Regions from separate parts of the Homo sapiens genome. Here all the other regions are linked to region 1. A link is a contact called in ENCODE Hi-C or POLR2A ChIA-PET data. All regions are on one chromosome and are shown on one strand. Each heading gives the region's core, a stretch centred on a gene start or an enhancer-like site at or near the end of the contact. The rest is flanking DNA. Distances are from core to core; before and after follow the strand shown.

Region 1 (3,251 bases), core at 395-2,894:
CCTGTAATCCCAACACTTTGGGAGGCTGAGGTGGGCGGATCACTTGAGGTCAGGAGTTAAAAACCAGCCTGGCCAACATGGTGAAACTCTGTCTCAACTAAAAATACAAAAATTAGCCGGGCGTGGTGGCGGACGCCTGTAGTCCCAGTTACTCGGGAGGCTGAGGCAGGAGAATCGCTTGAATCTGGGAGGCAGAAGTTGCAGTGAGCTGAGATCGTGCCACCTCACTCCAGCCTGGGCAATGGAGTAAGACTCCGTCTCAAAACAAACAAACAAACAAACAAACAAACAAACAAACACACAAAAAAGAAAACACACAGAAGAGGCCAAGAGGCTCAGGGCCTTCACTCTCGGAGGAAGGTTTCTCTCTTTCACCACCAGCCTGTATGCATTCAAACGTGTTCTTTGCAACGACGACTTCCGTGGCTGCCCTATTTAAAATGTCCATGATCCTCCCAGTGTTCACCTCACACTGTACTATTTATTTTTTTTGAGACGGAATTTCACTCTTGTTGCCCAGGCTGGAGTGCAATAGTACGATCTCGGCTCACTACAATCTCCACCTCCTGGGCTCAAGCGATTCTCCTGCCTCAGCCTCCCGAGTAGCTGTGACTACAGGCGTGTGCCACCACGCCCGGCTAATTTTTTGTATTTTTAGTAAAGACGGGGTTTCACCGTGTTAGCCAGGATAGTCTCATCTCCTGACCTCATGATCCACCAGCCTAGGCCTCCCTAAGTGCTGGGATTACAGGCATGAGCTACCGCGCCCGGCTAATTTTTGTATTTTTAATAGAGACGGGTTTCACCATGGTGGTCAGGCTCGTTTCTAACTCCCGACCTCAGGTGATCCGGCCGCCTCGGCCTCCCAAAGTGCTGGATTACAGGCGTGAGCCACCAAGTCCGGCCTCTCATACTGCACTATTTTGCTTATTAATCTTGCTTCTTGTCCTCCTTCCCCACTAGACCGAGGGCTCCACGGCGGCTGGGACACAGTAGCAGATCAATAAATATTTGCTAAGCTAATTAATGGCACTTGGGAAGTTTTGCAGAGAAGGCGGCCACGGTCGGGCCCCGCCTTGCCTCCCCAAATAGGCCTCGCCGCCCCAGGTCAGGGATCAAAGCGGTTCCCAGGCGCGCCCTTGGCCCGCGGGAAACCACTGCCCGGTCTTGGTCCAGGCGGCCCGTCCTACGGTCCAGGGTTCCTATTTCCGAGCCTCAGGGACCTCCTTTCCCCACGGACCCCACGGCCACCGGGATCCCATTCTCCAGTTGCCCCATCGTCACCGCGGCCGCCGCCACCGCCGCCGCAGTGGCGTCCGCTCTGCGCATGCTCCGGGGCGTCAAGACGCGAGGCGTGCAGAAGGCGAAGCGTGCGCAGGCGCGGGGCCATCGCGGCCCGAGTGGGGCGGTGCATCGGACGCGCGTGCTTCCTCCGGGCCACGCCCACCCCCGTCCGCCCAGGGACGGGCGCGCACGCGCGCCGGGAGCGGAAGGGCGGGCTGGCGCGCGCACGAGGCCGGGCAGGCGGCGGAAGCTGGAGAGGCCGCCGCGGTGCTGAGGGGGAGGGGAGCCGGCGAGCGCGCGCGCAGCGGGGGCGCGGGTGGCGCGCGTGTGTGTGAAGGGGGGGCGGTGGCCGAGGCGGGCGGGCGCGCGCGCGAGGCTTCCCCTCGTTTGGCGGCGGCGGCGGCTTCTTTGTTTCGTGAAGAGAAGCGAGACGCCCATTCTGCCCCCGGCCCCGCGCGGAGGGGCGGGGGAGGCGCCGGGAAGTCGACGGCGCCGGCGGCTCCTGGTAAGGAACGCGGGCCGCGGGGGCAGCGCGGCGCGGGGCCGGGGAGGGCGGTTTGAATGGAGCCGGGGCGCCGAGGGGGGAGGGGGCTGCCGGCGCGCCCTGTGCGGGGCCGGGGTACGGCGGCGCCCGAGGGTCAAGAAGCCCAGCCGGCAGCCGCGCGCGTGGGGAAGGCCACAGTGTCGCGAGGCCGTGGCAGCGGCGGCCCCCGCGGAGCGGCGGGGTGGGTGGGGGGCCCGGGCCGCGTGGAGGCCGCGCGATCCTCTCCGCGCGCGCTCTCGCCGGGGTCGCCGGACAAAGCTCGCCCCCCTCGCCCGGCACCCCTACAGTCGCCCTCCCAATTACAGCGGCTGCAACAATAGGCAGGCGTTGGGGCTTTTCTGGCTGCGTGGTAACGGGTCCGACCCGAATGTTGCGTTTTTGGCGAAGCTGCGATCGGGGCTCAGCCAAACCTCCAGATATGTCCGGCGTCGGCCGGACACGGGCATTAGCGGTCCCCTTGGGCTAGCCGACCTCAAATTGTCTTAAAAACGTGTCATTCCAGATTTTCAAGGAAAGGTAAAGGACTCCCCCGATGCCTTGCAGTTAGTGACTTCAAAATGTTTGCCCGAATTGGGGTTGGGGATGGGGTCGGCGGCAAGTAGGGGAGCACGGAGGAAATCCTTTGCTGTGTAAAAGCATTGCTTTTCTTTTGCATCCTTTTTTCTCCTTCCCAATTGGTTTTTCAGATTAAGGCTTTTATTTTCAACGTGGACCTTTTGGGCGAGTGTTTTGTCCCGATCTTGAAGATACCAGTCTTGATTTTTTTTTTTTTTTTTTTTGGTCAGTGACTCCTTGGGGAAAGTAGCAAGGGAATAAGCGGAAAAGCCGCTTCGCAGGAATTTGAAGCAAGTTTTCAGTTTGGATTGATAGGCTGCATTCAAGCTTGATTCCTGGTGCTGTCAGTCACTTAGCACACTGTCACTTTAGGGAAGTGGCTTAACCTCTCTGAACCTCTTAGTTTTCCTCCTTTGTGAAAGCTCCTTTGTGAAAGGGGGTAATCTCCCAAATGGAATTGGTGAAAGCCTGTAAAATGGTTCCTCGCAAGCGGGAAGCACTATTGTAATTGTCTGGTCCAATCTCCCTCATTGTTCAGCAGATAACTTCTTGAGGCCCTACTAAGTGTTGGATGGTCGGGGGTTGGATCCTGGAGCCTCTGCAGTCTTGGAGGGGAGCGGGTGGTAAATGTGGGAACAAACTCTCTTGGCCTATCGTTTATTGCTCTGAACCTGCACTGTGAGAGGGACACAGCGGACAGGCAGGGGATCGGTGGTAGCCAGAGATCACGGGGGCTGCTTGGAAGAGGGGGCCTCAAAATCAGGGAGGGTGTGTAGGATTGTATTTTGTTTTTGAGGCAGAGTCTTGCCTGTCGCCCAGGCTGGAGTTCAGAGTCCCAATCTCCGCTCACTGTAACCTCCGCCTCCTG
Region 2 (3,251 bases), core at 506-3,005, 850 kb before region 1:
AAAGCTTGACTTCTGCATTGGAACTATGCTTTCATAAATAAAGGATATCTCATTGATTAAAAAAAATTTTTAAAAAGACACAGCTGGAAACATAACAGTTTCAGGCAACAACTGTATGTTCCAAATATGGTCACACACACATCACAACTTAAAGGGAAATGGGGTGGGCTGAGTGGGTCTTTATCTGTGTGTCAGGCTTGTCCACATCCTGGTTCTTGTGATCACACAGTAGTGCACAGATACAAAACAGGTACACACAGTTGACACCCGGAAACCTATCCACCGCACCACAGAGGTCACCGTCTGTCTCCCACACACTCGGTCACATTTTCACACAAGTCAAATCACACGAGGACGGAACTGGGGGAAGTAACCATGCAGTCATTTCCCAGGGGTACAAAGAAACTCACATAGAGCCCCACAGAGCCCAGGCCCAGGGTCTGAGACCTGTCCAAAGGCCCCACCGACGACCAGCCACACGCCGGGAGAGTCACCTCCTTCCCCTGGTCTGCACCATCCTGAGCTCCCGAGTAACTCGAGTGGACTCCAGGGTTGAAAAAGGAAATGGTCGTCCCAGATCTGAGAGAGGCTGCCAGGCTGGGCTCTGGGCCTGGGTTGGGGCCCCCACACTGGGCCCCTCGGCCCCCCACCCTCAGCCCCCTCTGGCTTCCCCATTGGCAGTAGAGAGGGAGGGAACTTCATAAGTCACAGAGAGGGGCTGAAGAATACAGAGAGTCAGACAGATGGAGATGGGAGAGGCATAGGGAGATGGGAGAGACATAGGGAGATGGCAGAGAAAGGGAGAGACGGGGAGATGGGGAGAGACAGAGAGAGATGGGAAGATGGGGAGAGACCACAGGGAGGCAGATGAGAAGAAAGAAACAGGGATGGGGCCAGACACAGAGAAAGGAAACTTCTTTAGTTTCCATCTTCAGTTATAAATGATGAAAGAGACAACTGATGACAGAGACAAAGTTACAAGAGGGAGAAAGAGACAGGGGGAAGACGAGGGGGAGGGGAGACACATCTGGGGGAGAGGAGGAAGAATTGGGGTGCCAGAGAGAGCAAGGAGGGAGAGGAGGCCGATGGGGGAGGAGAGAGTAATGTTCAGCCCAGTGAGGGGGTGTCCCTTTCCCCCACTGCAAGGTTTTGGGGAAGAAGCCAGAGGCCTGAGGCCAAGACTGAGGCTTTGAGCGGAAAGAAGGAGGGGGCGAGTTATTCACGAAACGCCCGCCTTGCCCTGAGTTTCCAGAAGGTGATGTGGAGTTTCCATCCCTCAGCCTGTCTGCAGACAGGGGTACCCGGGGAGGACAGCTGGCCCAGAGGAGTTGCGAGACTAAAGTGAATGATTGCCACAGTCATTCCCTCCGGTGGCTTCTCCCCAAGTACTTGGCGCCAGAGCGCCCAACATTGTGCATACATGGTCGCTCCTAATTCGTGGGCCCGGGGGACATTATCAGCCTTACTTTGGGATATTTTAGGAGCCTCGGAATGCAGAAAGTGGTTTTAGCCCAGCTGGAGGAAATGGGCCGAAGCGGGATTCGAACCGGCGGATTCGTTTCTCTGCAGCCCGGAGCCGCGTAGCCCCGCCCCGGTCTCCCTAGAAACAGGCACCCGTGTCTCCATAGCAACCGCTCCATCTGATTGCCCCTCCCCGCTCCCAGAGGCCACCTAGTGCGCAGGCCCGCCTGATGTCGTCCCACGCCGTGCCGGCTCTCAGGCGCCGGAAGTGAGCTGCGCAGCGCCGGAAGCGGCGGACGCAGGAGGCCTCGTGGAGGACACAGCAGCATGGGACAGTCAGGGAGGGTAAGGCCCGGCAGCTTGGGAGGCAGGTGGCGCAGGTGGGGTCCCGGCCGAGGTCGCGGCGCTGACCCTTTGTCTCTCGTCGCCGCAGTCCCGGCACCAGAAGCGCGCCCGCGCCCAGGCGCAGCTCCGCAACCTCGAGGCCTATGCCGCGAACCCGCACTCGTTCGTGTTCACGCGAGGCTGCACGGGTCGCAACATCCGGCAGCTCAGCCTGGACGTGCGGCGGGTCATGGAGCCGCTCACTGCCAGCCGTCTGCAGGTTTGTACCCCACCCCCAGCCCGCCTCCACCCACCCTCGGCCTAGTCTTCGTAGCTGCAGTAATGGCTCCCGCTGTAAAACTGTGGGAGGACTTAAGTCTCCCCAGCTGGAAAAAAAGACCCTCATGGGGAGCATCATTTCTGCCTTTCAGGGCTTTTGCTGGGCTGGAGTGAGGGCGCGCAGCTTGGGAGATAGATAGTCGCCTAAGCCTGACAGTTAAGACTGGAATCTGGAGCCGGGCGTGGTGGCTCATGCCTGTATTCCCAGCATTTGGGGATGCTGATGCGGGAGGATCACTTGAGCCCAGGAATTCGAGACCAGCCTGAGCAGCATGGTGAAACCCCGTCTTTACAAAAAATAGAAAAATTAGTCGGATATGGTGTTGCGTGCCTGTAGTCCCGGCTACTCGGGAGGCTGAGGTGGGAGGATTCCTTGAGCCCAGGAAATTAAGGCTGTAGTGAATCGGGATCGTGCCACTTCACTCCAGTCTGGGCGACCGGAGGAGACCGTGTTAGAAAAAAAAAGACTAGAATCTGGAGGCAGCAAAGCAGGGTTGGAAACTGACTTCTCCCCAGTATCTGATGCAAGTTACTTAACCTCTCTGGGCCTGAGTTCGCTCATTTGTCAATGGGAAGATGCGCTGTGAGCAAGAGACAGAGTTAGAACTCAAATCTGCGTCCGACTGACTCTAAAGGCTAAGATCCTTTTGCTCCTCTGGGCTTGTTGAAAGGGTCAGATGCAAGACAGACCATAACAGGATCTGCACCGTCAGCTTATAGTTGTCACAACAAGGGATAAGCTATGTTTTCTTTTTTTCTTTTTGTCATTTCCAGGTTCGTAAGAAGAACTCGCTGAAGGACTGCGTGGCAGTGGCTGGGCCCCTCGGGGTCACACACTTTCTGATCCTGAGCAAAACAGAGACCAATGTCTACTTTGTGAGTAGACGCCCTCACCCTTCATCTCCCCCAGACCCCCCCTTCCCCTATCTCTCATGATGAACACATATGCCTCTGAGCTGCTGTGATTTCTGGCTTCAAAGTAAACGCTCTGAAGAAGAGATGGGGCAAAGGTGCCTACTCCGGGCACCTCTGCTAGACCCCTCCAGAGTCACTGATCTTTTCTTCTCCTGCAGAAGCTGATGCGCCTCCCAGGAGGCCCCACCTTGACCTTCCAGGTCAAGAAGGTG
Region 3 (3,251 bases), core at 367-2,866, 770 kb before region 1:
AGTGAGACCCATCTCTAAAAATAAAAAGTGTTTCTTTTTTTGAGACAGGGTCTCACTCTGTCACCCAGGCTGGAGTGCAATAGCGCGATCTCAGCTCGCTACACACAGCCTCAACCTCTGGGGCTCAAGTGATACTCCCACCTTAGTCTGTTGAGTAGTTGGGACCACAGGCGCACGGCACTACTCCAGGCTAATTTTTGTATTTTTAGTAGACATGGGGTTTTGCCTTGTTGCCCAGGCTGGTCTCAAACTCCTGGCTCAAGAGATTCGTCCGCCACTGCCTCCCAAATTGCTGGGATTACAGGCATAAGCCACAGCACCCAGCCTTCAAAAAAAAAAAAAAAAAGAAAAGAAAAAAAGCGGGGGTTGAACCAAATATCCATCCCTCCCCAAAGACCCAAATCAGAACCGGACTGGCCCAACCAGGTCAGTTAACAAGCCTAAGGAAATAGAAAAATGGCAAAGAGTGCTTTCACAAATCCAGCTGGAAGTGTCCACGCCTGGTGAGGGTTCCTCTGACTCACGCACACCTCACTTGAACAAGTTTTCAGGAATGAACTGATGGCGTTCATGAACAAGGGGCTGGGACCAGTGCTCCCACTGATCCTTGTGCACGGAAGTTGGACAGAGGCATGAACTGCTAAAGCCAGGGCCTCCAACATTAGACACACACTAAAGAACACACCCATGAACACACACAAACACACACGAAAGTGTAGCCAGTTCTCATTAGCAAGACTTCCCTGATGCCCACGGCTCACAGGCACAGATTTACAGGAAAAGACCAACCATGCAGCCTTCACGCTTCCCGGGCCCTGCGCTGCAATGCACGGTTAAAGTTCCTGCCAAAACATGGACTTTCCCAAGGAGCAAGAACCACACAGTCCCAACTGACAGAATGAGTACCCCACGGAAGGCTGGGCTCTCGAACATGAGCCAGCCCAGCCCAGGCCCCGACGGGTGACATCCGTCTCTGGAGGCCGCCATCGAGATGCACAGCTTTGGGGGAAAGGCACTGAGGGACCCCCCACCACAGAAGCGCCCCCGGGGACCGGGCCGGACACCGGAAGTGGAGGCCGAAGTGCCGGTGCCCGAGGGGTGTCCGTTGGCCGCGGGCTGCCCACTTCCTGTGCGACCAAGCTGGAGTCAAGAGCCCGGCCCACCGCTGCTTGAAGAAGGGGACCCCGGAAACGAACCCAAAGCTTGCTGTATTTGGGGATCAAAAGAGAACCCCCACCCCGCCTAGTTTCTAGCCACCAGGGAGCTACGGGGGAATCCACGGTCCATTTTGGCGCCAAACAGCCCGGGCACGCGCGACCGGAAGTGCCACCCTGCCCGCGCCAACTGCCGCTGCGCGCCGCACCACCCCACGCATGCGCGCCCGTCTGTCAGCAGCGGCCACCGGCCACCCCGAGGGGAAGCGACCCCCCACCCAGCGCCCTGCCTGTCCCCCTGAGTCCGTGTTCCCCCCCATGGTACCTACCGCCTGCGGACATCGTCGGGCAGCGAGATGGCCGGGACGGCCAGTGTGGGCACCCGGGCTGGGGCGGTACGCGCCGGCATCTCGGAGGCTTCAGCAGACGCGGCGGCGGCAGCGCAGGCGCCCCGGCTTTTCGCGCGGAAACCGATGGGGAGGGGCGATGAGCGGAGGCGGCGTCTACCACCCCAGTCCGGGCGTGGGGGAGGAGGGGATGTACCAAACGGAGAGAGGCGATACCCTGTGCAGAAGGATGGAACGGAGCCGGCCATGCCCAGGGAACACGCATGCGCAAGGCGGGCACACACCCCCCCCACGCGGAGCAGTGGGCTCGTCCAAGCTCCACGGTTTGCTGGGAGGTGGGCACGGTGCCCGAGGCATTCATTCATTCATTCTTTCAGGTGTGATGGGGATAAAGCAGCGAGAAGCCCCCAAGGGTTTGTGAGAGCCCTTGAGTAAAGTCCTCAGTTCCAATCCAACCTCCATCTATTTGCTGGCTATACGACCTTAGGTGGGTCACTACGGCTCAGCCTCTGTGTCCTCATCTGTAAAACGGGGTAATTGCACCTACTCTAGAAAATCTTGAGTATACACAGAATTTGTAGCTAGTACCAAGAATCTCACAGTGTATAGAGGCCCATGCCACTTCTATACCCAGTGTGTGGGGGGTTTTTTGTTGCCTTTTTTAAGCACCACGTGGCTCACGCCTGTCATCCCAGCACTTTGGGAGGCCAGGGTGGGAGGATCGCTTGAGCCCAGGAGTTTTAGACCAGCCTAGGTAACATAGAGAAACTGCATCTCAAAAAAAAAAAAAAAGAAAGAAAGAAAGAAAGAAAAAAAGAAAAACAAAAATTAGCTAGTCGTTGTGGCATGTGCCCATAGTCCAAACTACTCCAGAGGTTGAGGCAGGAAGATCACTTGAACCGGAGAGGCAGAGGTTGCAGTGAGCCATGATTGTACCACTACATTCCAGCCTGGGAGACAGAGCAAGACCTTGTCTCAAAAAAATAAAAATAAAAAGTAAGAATAAATTAAGAAGCACCATGTCAGGCGCAGTGGCTCACGCCTGTAATCCCAGTGCTTTGAGAGGCCCAGGTGGGAGGATCGCTTGAGGTTAGGAGTTCAAGACCAGCCTGAGCAACATAGGGATACCCCATCTCTACAAAAAATACAAAGATTTGCTGGGCATGGTGACACACACCTGTAATCCTAGCTACTTGGGAGGCTGAGGTGGGAGGATGGCTTGAACCCTGGCAGTGTAGGCTGCAATGAGCCATGATTGGGCCACTGGACTCCTGCCTGGGCGACAGGGTAAGACCCTGCCTCACTCTGTCACCCCGGCTGGCGTGCAGTGGTGAGATCTTGGCTCACTGCAACCTCTGCCTCCCAGGTTCAAGCGATTCTCATGCCTCAGCCTCCCTAGTAGGCTGGGATTACAGGCGTACTCCACCACGCCTGGCTAATTTTTGTATCTTCGGTGGTAGAGACAGGGTTTCACCATGTTGGCCAGGCTAGTCTGGGACTCCTAGCCTCAAGCAGTCCACTTGCCTCAGCCTCCCAAAGTGCTGGGATTATAGGCCTAAGCCACCGTAACCAGCCAGAATTTTTTTTTTTTTTAAAGCACCAGAACATGGGGGAAAGATTGTGTCTTTAACAAATGGTGCTGAGAAAACTGTATAACCACATACAAAAGAATGAAGTTGGACCCTTACCTTACACCATATACAAAAACACAAAACTTATTAAAGATTAAACATAAGACCTGAAACTATAG
Region 4 (3,251 bases), core at 265-2,764, 690 kb before region 1:
TTGGGCCGCGCGGGGGAGCTCGCGCACCTCGGGCCGGGGCAAGAGCTCAGTGGAACCCGCCCGAGGAAGAACCCGTGGCGCAGGATTTTCCCAGGCCTTCTGAGGACCAGGGGCGTCCCCCGTCCCACCCTGTGACTTTGCTCAGGCCGTTCCGGGGCGGGAATTCAGAACTCCTCAGCCCCCCAAGAAAAAAATATCCCCGTGGAAATTCCTTGGGAATGACCGAGGCGGGGGAAATATGCGTCTCTGGATGGCCAGTGACTCGCAGCCCCCTTCCCCGATAGGAAGGGCCTGCGCGTCCGGGGACCCTTCGCTTCCCCTTCTGCTGCGCGACCTCCCTGGCCCCTCGGAGATCTCCATGGCGACGCCGCGCGCGCCCCACAACAGGAAAGCCTTAGGCGGCGCGGCTTGGTGCTCGGAGACTTAAGAGTACCCAGCCTCGACGTGGTGGATGTCGAGTCTTGGGGTCACACGCACAGGCGGTGGCCAAGCAAACACCCGCTCATATTTAGTGCATGAGCCTGGGTTCGAGTTGCCGGAGCCTCGCGCGTAGGGCAGGGGTTCGAGCGCCCCTTCTCCCTGCCTCGCCTCTGCGCCTGGGGGCTGCTGCCTCAGTTTCCCAGCGACAGGCAGGGATTTCGAGCGTCCCCCTCCCCTCCCTCGTCAAGATCCAAGCTAGCTGCCTCAGTTTCCCCGCGGAGCCTGGGACGCCAGCGGAGGGGCTCGGCGCGTAGGGATCACGCAGCTTCCTTCCTTTTTCTGGGAGCTGTAAAGACGCCTCCGCGGCCAAGGCCGAAAGGGGAAGCGAGGAGGCCGCCGGGGTGAGTGCCCTCGGGTGTAGAGAGAGGACGCCGATTTCCCCGGACGTGGTGAGACCGCGCTTCGTCACTCCCACGGTTAGCGGTCGCCGGGAGGTGCCTGGCTCTGCTCTGGCCGCTTCTCGAGAAATGCCCGTGTCAGCTAGGTGTGGACGTGACCTAGGGGGAGGGGCATCCCTCAGTGGAGGGAGCCCGGGGAGGATTCCTGGGCCCCCACCCAGGCAGGGGGCTCATCCACTCGATTAAAGAGGCCTGCGTAAGCTGGAGAGGGAGGACTTGAGTTCGGACCCCCTCGCAGCCTGGAGTCTCAGTTTACCGCTTTGTGAAATGGACACAATAACAGTCTCCACTCTCCGGGGAAGTTGGCAGTATTTAAAAGTACTTAATAAACCGCTTAGCGCGGTGTAGACCGTGATTCAAGCTTAGCCTGGCCGGGAAACGGGAGGCGTGGAGGCCGGGAGCAGCCCCCGGGGTCATCGCCCTGCCACCGCCGCCCGATTGCTTTAGCTTGGAAATTCCGGAGCTGAAGCGGCCAGCGAGGGAGGATGACCCTCTCGGCCCGGGCACCCTGTCAGTCCGGAAATAACTGCAGCATTTGTTCCGGAGGGGAAGGCGCGAGGTTTCCGGGAAAGCAGCACCGCCCCTTGGCCCCCAGGTGGCTAGCGCTATAAAGGATCACGCGCCCCAGTCGACGCTGAGCTCCTCTGCTACTCAGAGTTGCAACCTCAGCCTCGCTATGGCTCCCAGCAGCCCCCGGCCCGCGCTGCCCGCACTCCTGGTCCTGCTCGGGGCTCTGTTCCCAGGTGAGTCGGGGTGGGGATTGCCGTCGGGCCAGTTCTCCGAAGCCCCGGGAGGACCGGCTCCCGGGTCAGGTCATGCATGCTTAGGTAGCTGTTTATGGGAAGGAGGGGCTAGAGACAGCGATTGAAAGGCAACAGCCAGTAGGTTCGAATCCAGACCCTGCATACCTCCACGTGTGGCCTTGGGCTATAGATTGCAGCTTTAAAAAAGGGTAGGGGGTTGGAGATGGAGGGGAGGGGCGGGCCTCGTTTTGTTGCCCAGGCCGGTCTTGAACTCCGGGGGTCTAGCCTTACCTCCTGCCTCAGCCTCCCGAGTAGCTGGGATGAGAGGTGTGAACCACCGCCTTGCTTGGCTAGATTGCGTCTCTTACAGTTTCTCAGCTGTAAAACGGGAAACGTTATAGCGGCCACCTGGCAGGGTATCTTGGCCCAGCGCAGCACCTGGCCCCAGGACTCGATCATGATGGTTTGGGAACTTGGCTCTGTGCCAACCCAACAAGGCTTAAGGGACCCCCACCCCCCTCAAGATGTATATTCTGTTCCTCATCCTCTCTGCCCCTGGGGAAGTCCAGGGCTGCTTCTACTTGGGGGAATTCCAGAGCTGACTTATCCGTGGCCCAAAGCTGAGAAGTGGGACGCCCCAGCACACCCTCCCCCAGCTCCAGCCCAGCTAGGGAAGAGGGAAGGGGTCAGAGGGTCTTTCATGGTGGTGTAAGTTTGGGGAACCAGGAGGGTGGGAGATTGACAGCTTGGTTAACAGCTCAACAAAGCCTGAGATCCAGGCCAGCACGGTAGTTCATGCCAGTAATCCCAACACTTTAGGAGCCCCAGGCGGGCGAATCACTTAAGGTCAGGAGTTTGAGACCAGCCTGGCCAACATGGCAACATCCCGTCTCTACTAAAAATACAAAAATTAGCTGGCATGGTGGTGGGCGCCTGTGATCCCAGCTGCTCGGGAGGCTGAGGGAGGAAAATCCCTTAAGCCCACGAGGCTGAGGTTGCAGTGAACCAAGATTGTGCCACTGCACTCCAGCCTGGGAGACATAGCGAGATTCTGTCTCAAAAAACAAAGCGTTCTGATCCGGACTCAGACCCAGATCGCACTGCTTTCTAGCTGAGTAACCATTTCTCTCTATGAAATGGGAATGGTCCCAGAATCTCCCTTGGAGAATGTATGGAGCCAGTGTCCTCACACCCCCATCCAAGATAGAACAAATCTGAGACAGGAATCTTTGAGTGAGGCAGTGCTGGGCTCAGACATTTTTTCCCACCTTCGGAGGCAGCAGAATCTGAGGGACCTGATCCAAATAAGCCCCTTCTTTCTTTCTTTTCTTTTCTTTTTTTTTTTTTTTTTTTTTTGAGACGGAGTCTCACTCTGTCGCCCAGGCTGGAGTGCAGTGGCGTGATCTCGGCTCACTGCAACCTCTGCCTCCCAGGTTCAAACGATTCTCCTGCCTCAGCCTCCCTGAGTAGCTGGGACTACAGGCATGTGCCATCACACCCGGCTAATCACTGTGTTAGCCAGGATGGTCTCGATTTCCTGACCTCATGATCTGCCCACCCTGCCTCCCAAAGTGCTGGGATTACATGCGTGAGCCACAGTGCCCACCCCGTAAGCCCCTTCTTTCTTACC
Region 5 (3,251 bases), core at 431-2,930, 650 kb before region 1:
CATCTTGACAGGCAACAGATAAGCATGAATAAGGACATGGGTCACCAATCTCACTGGGGGACAGATGACAAAGTAGGAAACAAAACAGCCTGGCATTGTGGCTTGTGCCTATAATCCCAGCTACTTGGGAGGCTGAGGTGGGAGGATCACTTGAACCCAGGAGTTCAAGGCTGCAGTGAGGTATGATTGCATCATGGCACTCCAGCATTGGCGACACAGCAAGGCTCCGTCTCTTGAAAAAAAAAAAGTGAGAAGTGCTATATATCATATCACACTGATAAGACAGAGTAACTAGGGCATGGGTACTTCAGCTGGGCTGAGGGGAATGGGATTGTTAGGGACATGACATTTACACTGAGGTCTGAAGGATGAGAAAGAGCCAGAATGTTTGCTGGGAAAGCACTTCAGACAGAGGGAACAGCAAATGTAAAGGCCCCGAAGCAGGAATGAGCTTGGTTGTTTGAGGAACCACAAGAAAGCCAGTGTGGGCTGGGCGCGGTGGCTCATGCCTGTAATCCCAGCATTTTGGGAGGCTGAGGCGGGTGGATCACCTTTCAGGAGTTTGAGACCAGCCTGGCCAATGTGGTGAAACCCCGTCTCTACTAAAAATACAAAAATTAGCTGGGCTTGGTGGTGGGCGCCTGTAATCCCAGCTAGTCTGGAGGCTGGGGCAGGAGAAACGCTTGAACCCGGGAGGTGGAGGTTGCAGTGAGCTGAGGTGCAGTAAGCCATTGCACTCCAGCCTGGGCAACAAGAGTGAAACTCCATCTCAAAACAACAACAACAAAAAGAAAGCCAATGTGGCTAGAATACAGGGAGGAAGGGGGAAGAGAACACAAAATCCTGGGAGCCAGGAGTCCTAGTGATCTCTAATAAATGCTTAACAAATAAGAGCTTGGCAACAGATGAGGCCATGGTGAGGGGTTTGGATTTTAGTCCATATTTGGTGGGAAAAAGACGTGAAGAGACACACCTAATTTGTGGGTTTTTTTTTTTTTTTTTTTGGACAAATGTATAAGGACCTCCTTAATTCCCTCTGCCCGGTTCCTACCTTCCAGGTCCACCCCGTGGCGCTGGGCCAGGTGAAGAACATTGTCCCCGACTCTGCCACTCACTGGGATCCGCTGGCCTGAGCGGTCTACGAACACCACGTTCACCCTGGGGACAGATGGAAGTGCGAATGCCGAACTGGATGATGGGCTCAGGGCCCGGGTAGAATCTAGGGTTAGGAAGTAGGAATTGAGGCTTGACGCACAGGTACTGAATAGGGCAAAGCAGAAGGGGGACCTCGAGATGAAGCTACAGGGCAAGATGGGGACCAGAGGAATTCCGTGGGATGAGGAATGGGGGACTTGGCCCCCTGCACTCACACGTCCCCGGGCCGCTCCGGGCCGCCCGCGTCCTCCTCTCCAGCCGGGCGCGAGCCTGGAAAACACGGTTCGGTGAGCGGCTGCGCCGAGCCCCGCCCCGCCGGCATCTGACGGATTAACGCTGCCCGCCCCGGGCGCCCCAGGTACCTGTCGCTTGAAACTTTCTGGTTGTCCCCAGCGCCACCCCCTCCCCCGACCCGGAAGTGCCCCCAGGTCTGTTCCACCAGGTGCCCCTGGCAGCCTGCAGTAGAACCCTGGCACTCACGCCTCCCCGGGCCATGGAGGCGGCCATGACATGCATCACGTGACTCACCGACTGAGCATGCGCCGCGCCAGGGAGGCGAGGGAAAGCCCATAATCAATGGAACATAAGCGCAGATGTTTGCTTAGGGCCTGCGGTGACCAGGTGGGAAGAGCAGGGCGGAATCCATCTCAGGTAAACCCGCGGGGCCATCCCAGACCTCCCACTCAAGCCCACTGTTTGTCCCAAGAACCAGCCAACTCTGATTTCTTTAAAACCATTTACTTACAAACTTTAATTCAGCAAAGGTCCGTGTGGGGAGACTGGGGTGGGGTCGGGGGAATAGTCCCCTTGGAGTGGATGTGGACCCCCAGAGTCAAGGGAGGGAAGCTGGTGGCCCAGTTGGCTGGGGGCAAGGCCCAGGGTCACCTCAGGTCGACAGGTCCTGCTGGTGGGCGGGCCCAGAGTTTATCTTCATGGAGTGCTGGTTTCTGGCACTGGGCTGGAAGGAGGCCAGCTCCAGGGATCTGGCCGGGGGTGGGCAGGCAGAATTCAAGAATTCATCTTCAACAAGCGAGTGACAGCAGAGGCTCCGGGAGATGGGCACAATGTCCGACTCCCACAGACAGACAGCAGGGGACTGGCAGAGAAAGCCCATCTCTGCACGGAGGCCCGGGTAGGAGGGGGTGGTGGGGCCGGTTCGCCAAGATGAAGGCTTTCCCCTTCTACTGTCCCCAGGGTGGAGATCCTGGGTAGGGTGGCCCAATCCCTAGGCCAGAGCTGTTTGGTCCATAGTCAAGCTCCCAGAGCTTGGCATCTGTGGCTCTGGCCAGCAGGGCCTGGGGCCCAGCTTTTAAGGCATCAGAAGGGGAGGGGGCTGCGGCAGGGACCCCGGGCCCCACGGCTGGGGTATAGGCCAGATGGGCAGGCAGGGGCAGGAGACAGCCATGCCTGCAGCAAATGTGGGAAAAACAGCTGTTTCAAACCGCAAGGTGTGGAATGGTGGCCCGGACAGGCCGGGCCTTGAAGGAATCAGAGCTGGGGGCTGTCCGGGGTGGTTTGAAAAATAAAACTTAGAAAAGGAAACAGAAGTCAGTTGTCAAAGTTAAAAAAAAAGGAGACAGTCTCTGTATCTTCACGGGAGGTCAGGGAAACCTCCAAGGCACTCGAAAGGCCAAAATTACAGGAGCAATGAGGCAGGAGGGCTCCGGAGAGACGGGCACAGCGGAGGAGGAGATGGGGGGAGGGAGGGAGAGCAGGCCGGGGCCCCTCTCTCTTAAGGCTGCAGGGTTTCAGCGTGGGGAGCAAGCCAGAGACATAATGAGGCCTCCAGACTCCCCCACACCCCTTGGGCTCCTGGGGCTCCGGCTGATTGGTCAGTAAAGTCTTTCAGAGATTTTTCTATTACCGAAAGAGAGAAAATGGTTTAAAAAAAACACAAAACAAAACATCAGAAAACCCAAAAGCGATTTGGTGCAGGCCCTTGAGTTATCTCTGGTGCCAGCCACTTAGAAAATCCTCTTCCGCTTCAGGTAGGAGTCCGCGTAGTGGCCGCCGAGGCCCTGGGAGTGCTGGCCCACATAGCTGCCTTCTGGGCTGGGCTCGGGCGAGGGCAGCAGGTGGGCAAAGCTGCGTTTCTG
Region 6 (3,251 bases), core at 249-2,748, 640 kb after region 1:
ACGGCGCCTGGCCTAATTTTGTATTTTTAGTAGAGATGGGGTTTCTCCATGTTCCGAACTCCCGACCTCAGGTGATCCGCCTGCCTCGGCCTCCCAAAGTGCTAGATTACAGGCGTGCTCCATCGCACCCAGCCCAACCTGCCTTTTAATACTAATACATTACTTTGGGTCTCATCCCACATCACTTCATCAGAGAGCATCCTTCCTCTCACCTCAGTTATTTCTACTTTTTTTTCCACGTATAGATGTTTTTTCAGGGACCGGAGGGTATGGGAGGAAGCCTTGGCACGCCTCATCCCAAATGCCCGTTTCCCGGAACATCAGGCCCTTCCTCCTCTTCCTGTCCTCCCTGGCCTAGCCTGGGCTCCCTCCCGTTCTGAGGCAAGGCGATTGCTCCATGTCACAGTGAGTGTGGAGTTCCCTGCACATACTGGTGACCTTGTGTCCGGAAGGAATTAGAAGGAAGAGCTCATGGAGTGCCAGAAGAAGACAGTGCCTACTCTGGCAAGCTAGAAGCAAGCTCTGCATTAAATGCAAATATTGGCCGGGCACGGTGGCTCACATTTGTAATCCCAGCACCTGGGGAGGCCTAGGCAGGAGGATCACTTGAGCCCAGGAATTCACGACCAGCCTGGTCAACATAGTGAGACCCCATCTAACCCACCCCACCCCCGTCACACACACAGCACCAACAACAAAATAAAATTAGCAGAGTGTGGTGGGGCGTGACTTTGGTCCCAGCTACTAGGGAGGCTGAGGCAGGAGGATCGTTTGAGCCCGGGAGATTGGGGCTGGAGTGAGCCGAGATCATGCCACTGCAGTCCAGCCTGGGTGACAGAGCAAGACCCTGAAAGAAAAAAAAGAAAGGAGGGAGGGAGGGAGGATGGAAGGAAGGAAGGAAGGAAGGAAGGAAGGAAGGAAGGAAGGAAGGAAACCAAAACAAGGCCACGCGTGGTGGCTCACGCCTGTAATCCCAGCACTTTGGGAGGCTGAGGTGGGCGTATCACTTGAGGTCAGGAGTTAGAGACCAGCCTCGGTAACATGGCGAAACCCCGTCTCTACGAAAAATACAAAAATTAGCCAGGCGTGGTGGCGGGTGCCTGTAATTCAGCTACTCGGGAGGCTGAGGCACGAGAATCGCTTGAACCCGGGAGGCAGAGATTGCAGTGAGCTGAGATCGCGCCACTGCACTCCAGCCTGGGCGACAAAAGCGAAACTCCGTCTCAAAAAAAAAAAAAAAAAAAAACCAAAACAAACCCTCAAATATCCCTCGGGCTGGGTGCAGGGAGGAAACTCGGCCTGAGAGGCGCAGTGGCTAGAACCAGTCAACACTGCTACGCACAGCCACGTTTCCATGGCTTCCTACGTCACTCAGGCCTTAGGGGGCGGGGTATGTCACCCTATCCAATCAGGGGCGCTGGGGCGGGGCCCTGCCAACTGTCCATTCAGATGGGCCCGGGAGAGGAGGGCAGGGCCTGCGCCTCCCTACGGAGCCTTTGTTTCTGGCGACCGTCCCCACCCGGGCTCGCGTCTCCGTTTCTCCGAGAGGCCCAAGGTGTCTCCGCCGCAGCCTCTGTCGCGCCGTGACCTGTACAGGTCGCGGGAGTCGTAGGGAGGACGCCGGGACACCTGGAAGCCGAGAAATGGTGCGTGTGAGGGGTCAGGCGTCCCCAGACCTGGGGGAGGGGCTGGTTGGAACCGGCCGGAACCGGCTGTGGAGGGACCTAGGCCTCCCTGCGGCGACTCCGGGGTCTGGGACCCGAGTTCCCTCGGCCGCAAGGTGGGGCTGGGCCAGGAGCTGGGACCCCGGTCGTCCTGTCCCGTCCCTGCGCGACGCCTGCGGCCCCGCAGCCCCGCGTCTCCCCACATGGTGCGGGGGCCGCGGGAGGGTCATGGGGGTATCCCTCCTCGGATGTGGTTCGTGTTGCAGGAGCTGCGGTCTGTGGCCGCCCCCCACAGTCCCGCCTTTCTCCCGTTAAAAATTTAGAGTTTATTTGAGCAAACAGCGGCTCATCGATGGAGAAGCTCCCGGTCGTGGTTTGTGGCTTGGGGATCCGTTGGAGGGAATGGAAGGAAAGGCTGTAAGGTGCAGGAGGAAGCGAACCAAATTCAGTACTTGGTTGGTGACAGTTATGCAGTCGCCTTATTTGCTCTATCTAGGTGGACATTTTCTGCTTATGTAGTCAGAGGTGGATTGGTGGTTGTGGTTTATTAACCCTAAATTTTATTTCCTTATAAACTGGTAATTTATAAGAATTTCATTTGAGGCTGGAGCGCGGTGGCTCACGCCTGTAATCGCAGCGCTTTTGGAGGCCAAGACAGGAGGATCGCTTGGGCCCAGGAGTTGAAGATCAGCCTCGCAATATAGCGAGACCCCATCTCTGTTAATTTTTTTTAAATGAACATATTCAGACTGAGACCAAAAAACTACTACAAATTTTTAAAATATAAAATCAAATAAAAGAATTTCATTCGACTTAGATTTCTGTTTCCTTGGGTAGGAAACCAGGACACCATAGCCACAGCCCTCTAATTGTCTCCAAATTAATTATTTTAACACTCCCCAGGGGGACAGGGTCCCAAATCCTTGACCTTGTTCCCCTAGCCTGACTCCTCTGGCGCTTGCAAATAATTCTTGATACCACTTCTTTCACCATATTCCCAAAAGGTAACTCCAGTCACGACATTATCAACTCTTTGTCCTTTATTGCACATTTCAAACTAATTAATTTGTATTATTTTTTCAAGGAGCAATCGATTGGTCTTTTAAAAATATTTGCTTTCTGTTTCTGAACATTTCACAGGAGAGGAAAGCAGAGAATACATGTATGAGACCCTGCTGTGAAAAAACCTTTGTGCCTCTTCTCCTTTTCTCTCTCCTAGGCACAGGGATGTTCTCAGAATGTCTTTTGGTTGGCCTGGTGCCATGGCTCATGTCTGTAATCCCAACACTTTGGGAGGCCAAGGCGGGAGGATCACCTGAGGCCAGGAGTTTGAGACCAGCCTGAGCAACATAGTGAGACCCGGACCCTAAAATAAAAAAAACAAAAAACAGTGTCTTTGGGTTGGGGTTCCCCTTTGGAAACTTTAAACTGTGATATGTCTTCAGAGCATCCTCCTTTCCTGGTCCTGGGCTTCAGGGCTGTTTGGGCTGACACAGGATGCCCACAGCAGCCAGATCTGTTGAAGGGTCTGGTATCAGCCTGCTCCCACTGGACAGCCTGAAGTACGGGGTGGGGCCTCTTAGTGGA
Region 7 (3,251 bases), core at 752-3,251, 630 kb before region 1:
ATACAAAAATCAGCTGGCTGTGGTGGCGTGCACCTGTAGTCCTAGCTACTCGGGAGACTGAGGCAAGACAATTGCTTGAACCCGAGGGGTGAAGGTTGCAGTGAGCAGACATCAAGCCACTGCACTCTAGCCTGGCGACAGAGTGAGACTCCGTCTCAAAAAAAAAAAAAAAAAAAAAAAGAGTATGCCTTTAGGGAAGCCATTTAACCTGCATGAACCTCCTTTTGCAAGATTCACTGTTTCCAACAACTCTGTAAGTGAAGTATTAACAAACTCATGTTGTATATGAGAAAACTTAGGCTAGGAGAAGTGAAGAGATCTGCTGGAGGCCATGCAGTTGGGCAGCGCAGCCACCCATGGGTACCTGACTGGGGAGCCCACCTTCTAGTAAGCCCCACGTTGTGTGGGTTCACATGCCTCCCAATTTCCTCCTGCTGATAAAGCTGCCCTCTTCCAAGCCAGCTCATTTATTTTTCTTTTTTTTAGAGATAGTGTCTTGTTCTGTCACCTAGGCTAGAGTGTAGTAGCACAATCATAGCTCACTGCAGCCTCAACCTCCTAGGCTCAAGTGATCCTCCCACCTCAGCCTCCTGCGTAGCTGGGACTACAGGCACGCACCACCATGCCTGGCTAATTTTTAAAAATTTTTTGTAGAGATGAGGGTTTCACTATACCGCCCAGGCTAGTCTCGAACCCTTGGGCTCAATACAGCCTCTTGCCTCAGCCTCTCAAAGTGCTGGGATTAAAGGGATGAGCCACCATGCCCAGCCTCTCAAGCCAGCTTTGAAGGCAAAGTGCTGGCGCCTGCTGGGACCAGACACACTGTGCATCTTGCAGGAGAGACAATGTGTTCCCAGCTGAGAGACTGCAGACACTGAGAGGAAGACCCAGAAAGAAACCTGACCATCCTTAATGATCCCTGTCCCGATCTGTCCCCAAATTCAGCCCCTCCCAACATCCCTGGGGTTCCACTAGCCACGTGCCCACCCGGTGTGCTGGTGGGCCGGAGAGCAGGGAATCTCAGCAGCAGGAAGCGAGAACCTATTTCACCGCCATAGGGCAGGGCAGTATAGATGCCATTTCCCTGGGTCCAAAGAGCATTGGGAAGCGCTGCCCCATGCTGGCCCCATGAGAAGGGCACTCCTAGCAGGAAGATTAGCCACGAGGGGCTCCATAGAACACAGGCCTCGCTTCCTTCCTGTAGGTCTGTAGGCTGGTGGCAGAAGACCCCATTTTCCCAAATTAATCCTGAGGTTTTGGGGGCTGAGACCCAGGGGCTGCTGTTAACTTCCGGATTTATCTCTGAGAGCAGTGAATAAACGCGTGATATGGAGGGGCGTACTCTCCGCAGTCCTGAAACTTCTGGATGTGAGGTCCCGCCACCCTGTGGTAGAGTGGGTGGAGAAAAGCATCATCCAAGCAGGGGGCAACTGGTGGTCCAATGTACCAGCCCATTCACAATTCCCCAACAGGACCAAAGCTGTCCGCCCCCTTCCATTCCCCGCCCGCTTCCATCACTTGGTGTCGCCCAAGCCTGTGGTCGCCCCTAGCAACGCCCTCCCTCACTTCGCAGTCGGTTTCCCCTTTCATCATCGCCCCCCCACGTCCCGCTCTTGGTCTCTCCCGATCCCGCGTGGATCCGGTGCTTGGGCGCCCCCGCCAACGACCCCCGCGCACCTCAGCGTTGGTGTCGCCCGGTTCCCCCCGCGCACGCGCACCGTGGTATTTCCCGCCACGCTCCTACACCGCCCCCCCCAATACCTGGTTGGTCACGTCCCCCGGGAGGCCCCGGATCAGTATCTTGCGGCGGTTACGGAACTGGCGCTCGGTGTGTTCCAGGCGTTTCCGGATCTCTTCTGGATCTAGAGGCGGCAGCTCTTCTTCCGGCGCCCGGCGCTCCGCGGCATCGCCGGCTTCGACTTCGGCCCCAGACTTAGGGCTCAGCGGGGGCCGGTGAGTAACGGACACGTCCGCCGCCATCTTGGGAAACCCGGCGCCTTCTGGGACCAGCGAGCCGGGGCGGAGCGGCATAGAGCGGCAACGAGGGCGCGCCCGTCGATTGGCTGGGAGAAACCCCACCTCCTTCCCGCCCCCCTTGCCCCGTTGGCTAAGCCCCAGCCCACCTCTCAAGAGTTCAAGCTGCGTCTGCGCGCCACAGGCCCCGCCCCCTTCCGTCGCAGCGACGCTACTCAGTGGATGTGCACCTGGGTGGGAGAGACTTGCAGCGCGGGTGGAATCAAACCACAGATTAGGGAGTTTGAAGGCTTTATTGGTGCGGAATCTGAGGGCACAGCCAAGCCCCCGCCAACTTTGATCCCGGATCCCAGCGTCACTCAGCTCTGGACGGTTCTTCCCCCATTGCTTCTGTCGGCTGCATAGACGTGAGGGGCAGATAGGTGCTCTCCTCCCTAACATGGTAACTGCCGCTCCGTTGGTGCTCCCTGAAGACGTACATTAAGGCCAGTACGATAGTCACCACGCCCAGGGTCAGTAACACCGCCACGAAGACGGGGACAAAGTGGGAGCTCCCAGCTGTGCAGAGAAAGCGCTAAGTCAATATGCGTCCCTTCTGTCTCCAACCCCCCCGCCCCCCGGCTTACCGGTCCAGACCCGCAGCCCCGTGTTAGCTCACCCTCAATGTCCATCACCACGACCAGGGTGTATTTGCCTCGTGAGCTGGACGCTTGGCACTGATAAGTACCATTATGTGTTACGTTGACGAAGAACGGGATCCCCACCGGCACCTCCCGGCTGGAGCCTTCCTTCAAACACCGCAGCTCGGGGTACGGGTTGCCCCTGGCTTGGCACTGCAGGACGTGTCTCGTTTTATCTTTCCATTTCAAGTGCTGGGGGCATGTGGCTCGGTCAATTTTGGGACCATCTGTGGAACCACCATGTGTGATCAGACACCCAACACACCCGAGGCACAGTGGTGCAGAGGAGCGTCTAATCTTTCCAGGGCAGGGGTGGAGGGATTAAAGGTCAGGGTGACCGACTCACACAGGACTCGCAGCTGGACGCTACTGTTCCTGTGCAAGAACTCGCCGTCCACCTCGAGAGTGGCACTGCAGAAGAAGCTGCGTCCGTCGTCACTCTCGGTAGCATTTAGCTGAAGTTGAGCTGGCTGCCCCGGGGCCGCGGCCGGAACTCCGTCCAGCGTGACCTGGACTCGAGCCCCAGCCATGCAACTCACGGTCACTGTGGACCCCTCATGGGCGGTGGGCTCGCTGAGGTTCACAATGGGTCCTAGG

The links. Hi-C counts contacts between places; a loop is a spot of excess contacts on that map. ChIA-PET counts read pairs that join two places held with the same protein, here RNA polymerase II (POLR2A). Pooled maps may share reads with other maps.
Region 2: a loop to region 1 is called in a pooled map, with 5 times the contacts of the local background. The contact joins the promoter of PPAN-P2RY11 here to the promoter of SMARCA4 in region 1. A Hi-C loop is called at or near these places in 1 of 168 maps with a recorded cell type or tissue (CD8-positive, alpha-beta T cell), 1 of 37 single-sample maps with no recorded cell type and 7 of 50 pooled maps.
Region 3: a loop to region 1 is called in a pooled map, with 5 times the contacts of the local background. The contact joins the promoter of DNMT1 here to the promoter of SMARCA4 in region 1. A Hi-C loop is called at or near these places in 4 of 50 pooled maps. POLR2A ChIA-PET finds 5 or more read pairs at or near these places in 2 of 52 experiments (H1 and activated T-cell).
Region 4: a pooled map shows a loop between it and region 1 (4-fold over the local background). The contact joins the promoter of ICAM1 here to the promoter of SMARCA4 in region 1. A Hi-C loop is called at or near these places in 2 of 50 pooled maps. POLR2A ChIA-PET finds 5 or more read pairs at or near these places in 2 of 52 experiments (HEK293 and activated CD4-positive, alpha-beta T cell).
Region 5: a loop to region 1 is called in a pooled map, with 1.9 times the contacts of the local background. The contact joins the promoter of FDX2-ZGLP1 here to the promoter of SMARCA4 in region 1. A Hi-C loop is called at or near these places in 1 of 50 pooled maps. POLR2A ChIA-PET finds 5 or more read pairs at or near these places in 3 of 52 experiments (OCI-LY7, activated CD4-positive, alpha-beta T cell and naive thymus-derived CD8-positive, alpha-beta T cell).
Region 6: a loop to region 1 is called in a pooled map, with 7 times the contacts of the local background. The contact joins the promoter of ZNF627 here to the promoter of SMARCA4 in region 1. A Hi-C loop is called at or near these places in 1 of 37 single-sample maps with no recorded cell type and 7 of 50 pooled maps. POLR2A ChIA-PET finds 5 or more read pairs at or near these places in 2 of 52 experiments (GM12878 and activated CD8-positive, alpha-beta memory T cell).
Region 7: a map of CD8-positive, alpha-beta T cell shows a loop between it and region 1 (14-fold over the local background). The contact joins the promoter of RAVER1 here to the promoter of SMARCA4 in region 1. A Hi-C loop is called at or near these places in 2 of 168 maps with a recorded cell type or tissue (CD8-positive, alpha-beta T cell and naive thymus-derived CD4-positive, alpha-beta T cell) and 8 of 50 pooled maps. POLR2A ChIA-PET finds 5 or more read pairs at or near these places in 2 of 52 experiments (HEK293T and naive thymus-derived CD8-positive, alpha-beta T cell).

The regions. Positions count from the first base shown.
Region 1 is chr19:10,959,386-10,962,636 of GRCh38, forward strand. SMARCA4 (SWI/SNF related BAF chromatin remodeling complex subunit ATPase 4) reads left to right here and starts at 1,645. Exons shown (of 35, transcript NM_003072.5): 1 at 1,645-1,789. RefSeq lists silencers at 1,373-1,792, 1,843-1,902, 1,953-2,012.
Region 2 is chr19:10,104,607-10,107,857 of GRCh38, forward strand. PPAN-P2RY11 (PPAN-P2RY11 readthrough) reads left to right here and starts at 1,756. Exons shown (of 13, transcript NM_001198690.2): 1 at 1,756-1,806; 2 at 1,895-2,065; 3 at 2,899-3,000; 4 at 3,198-3,248. The coding sequence starts at 1,789. PPAN (peter pan homolog) reads left to right here and starts at 1,756. Exons shown (of 12, transcript NM_020230.7): 1 at 1,756-1,806; 2 at 1,895-2,065; 3 at 2,899-3,000; 4 at 3,198-3,248. The coding sequence starts at 1,789. SNORD105 (small nucleolar RNA, C/D box 105) reads left to right here and starts at 3,045; the gene lies at 3,045-3,129. It also overlaps a transcript of ANGPTL6 not described here. RefSeq lists enhancers at 1,393-2,036, 1,633-1,682 and a silencer at 1,903-1,952.
Region 3 is chr19:10,193,337-10,196,587 of GRCh38, forward strand. It overlaps DNMT1 (DNA methyltransferase 1), which reads right to left and starts at 1,617. Exons shown (of 41, transcript NM_001130823.3): 1 at 1,484-1,617. The coding sequence starts at 1,563. RefSeq lists a silencer at 1,321-1,560 and an enhancer at 1,821-2,050.
Region 4 is chr19:10,269,606-10,272,856 of GRCh38, forward strand. ICAM1 (intercellular adhesion molecule 1) reads left to right here and starts at 1,515. Exons shown (of 7, transcript NM_000201.3): 1 at 1,515-1,621. The coding sequence starts at 1,555. All of the region lies in intron 1 of LIMASI (lncRNA inflammatory and mucous response associated, antisense to ICAM1), which reads right to left. RefSeq lists enhancers at 1,077-1,166, 2,077-2,316.
Region 5 is chr19:10,314,335-10,317,585 of GRCh38, forward strand. FDX2-ZGLP1 (FDX2-ZGLP1 readthrough) reads right to left here and starts at 1,681. Exons shown (of 9, transcript NR_176052.1): 1 at 1,518-1,681; 2 at 1,371-1,425; 3 at 1,052-1,219. FDX2 (ferredoxin 2) reads right to left here and starts at 1,681. Exons shown (of 5, transcript NM_001397406.1): 1 at 1,518-1,681; 2 at 1,371-1,425; 3 at 1,052-1,158. The coding sequence starts at 1,662. It overlaps RAVER1 (ribonucleoprotein, PTB binding 1), which reads right to left. Exons shown (of 13, transcript NM_133452.3): 13 at 1,878-3,251. The coding sequence ends at 3,120. RefSeq lists silencers at 1,316-1,435, 2,569-2,760.
Region 6 is chr19:11,595,985-11,599,235 of GRCh38, forward strand. It overlaps ZNF627 (zinc finger protein 627), which reads left to right and starts at 1,499. Exons shown (of 4, transcript NM_145295.4): 1 at 1,499-1,646. The coding sequence starts at 1,644. RefSeq lists silencers at 1,284-1,413, 1,754-1,893 and enhancers at 1,438-2,436, 1,524-1,603.
Region 7 is chr19:10,331,528-10,334,778 of GRCh38, forward strand. It overlaps RAVER1 (ribonucleoprotein, PTB binding 1), which reads right to left and starts at 2,002. Exons shown (of 13, transcript NM_133452.3): 1 at 1,762-2,002. The coding sequence starts at 1,980. It overlaps ICAM3 (intercellular adhesion molecule 3), which reads right to left. Exons shown (of 7, transcript NM_002162.5): 5 at 3,001-3,251; 6 at 2,633-2,881; 7 at 2,249-2,532. The coding sequence ends at 2,330. RefSeq lists enhancers at 479-1,395, 1,396-2,312, 1,803-2,022, 2,263-2,402, 3,027-3,251 and a silencer at 1,407-1,630.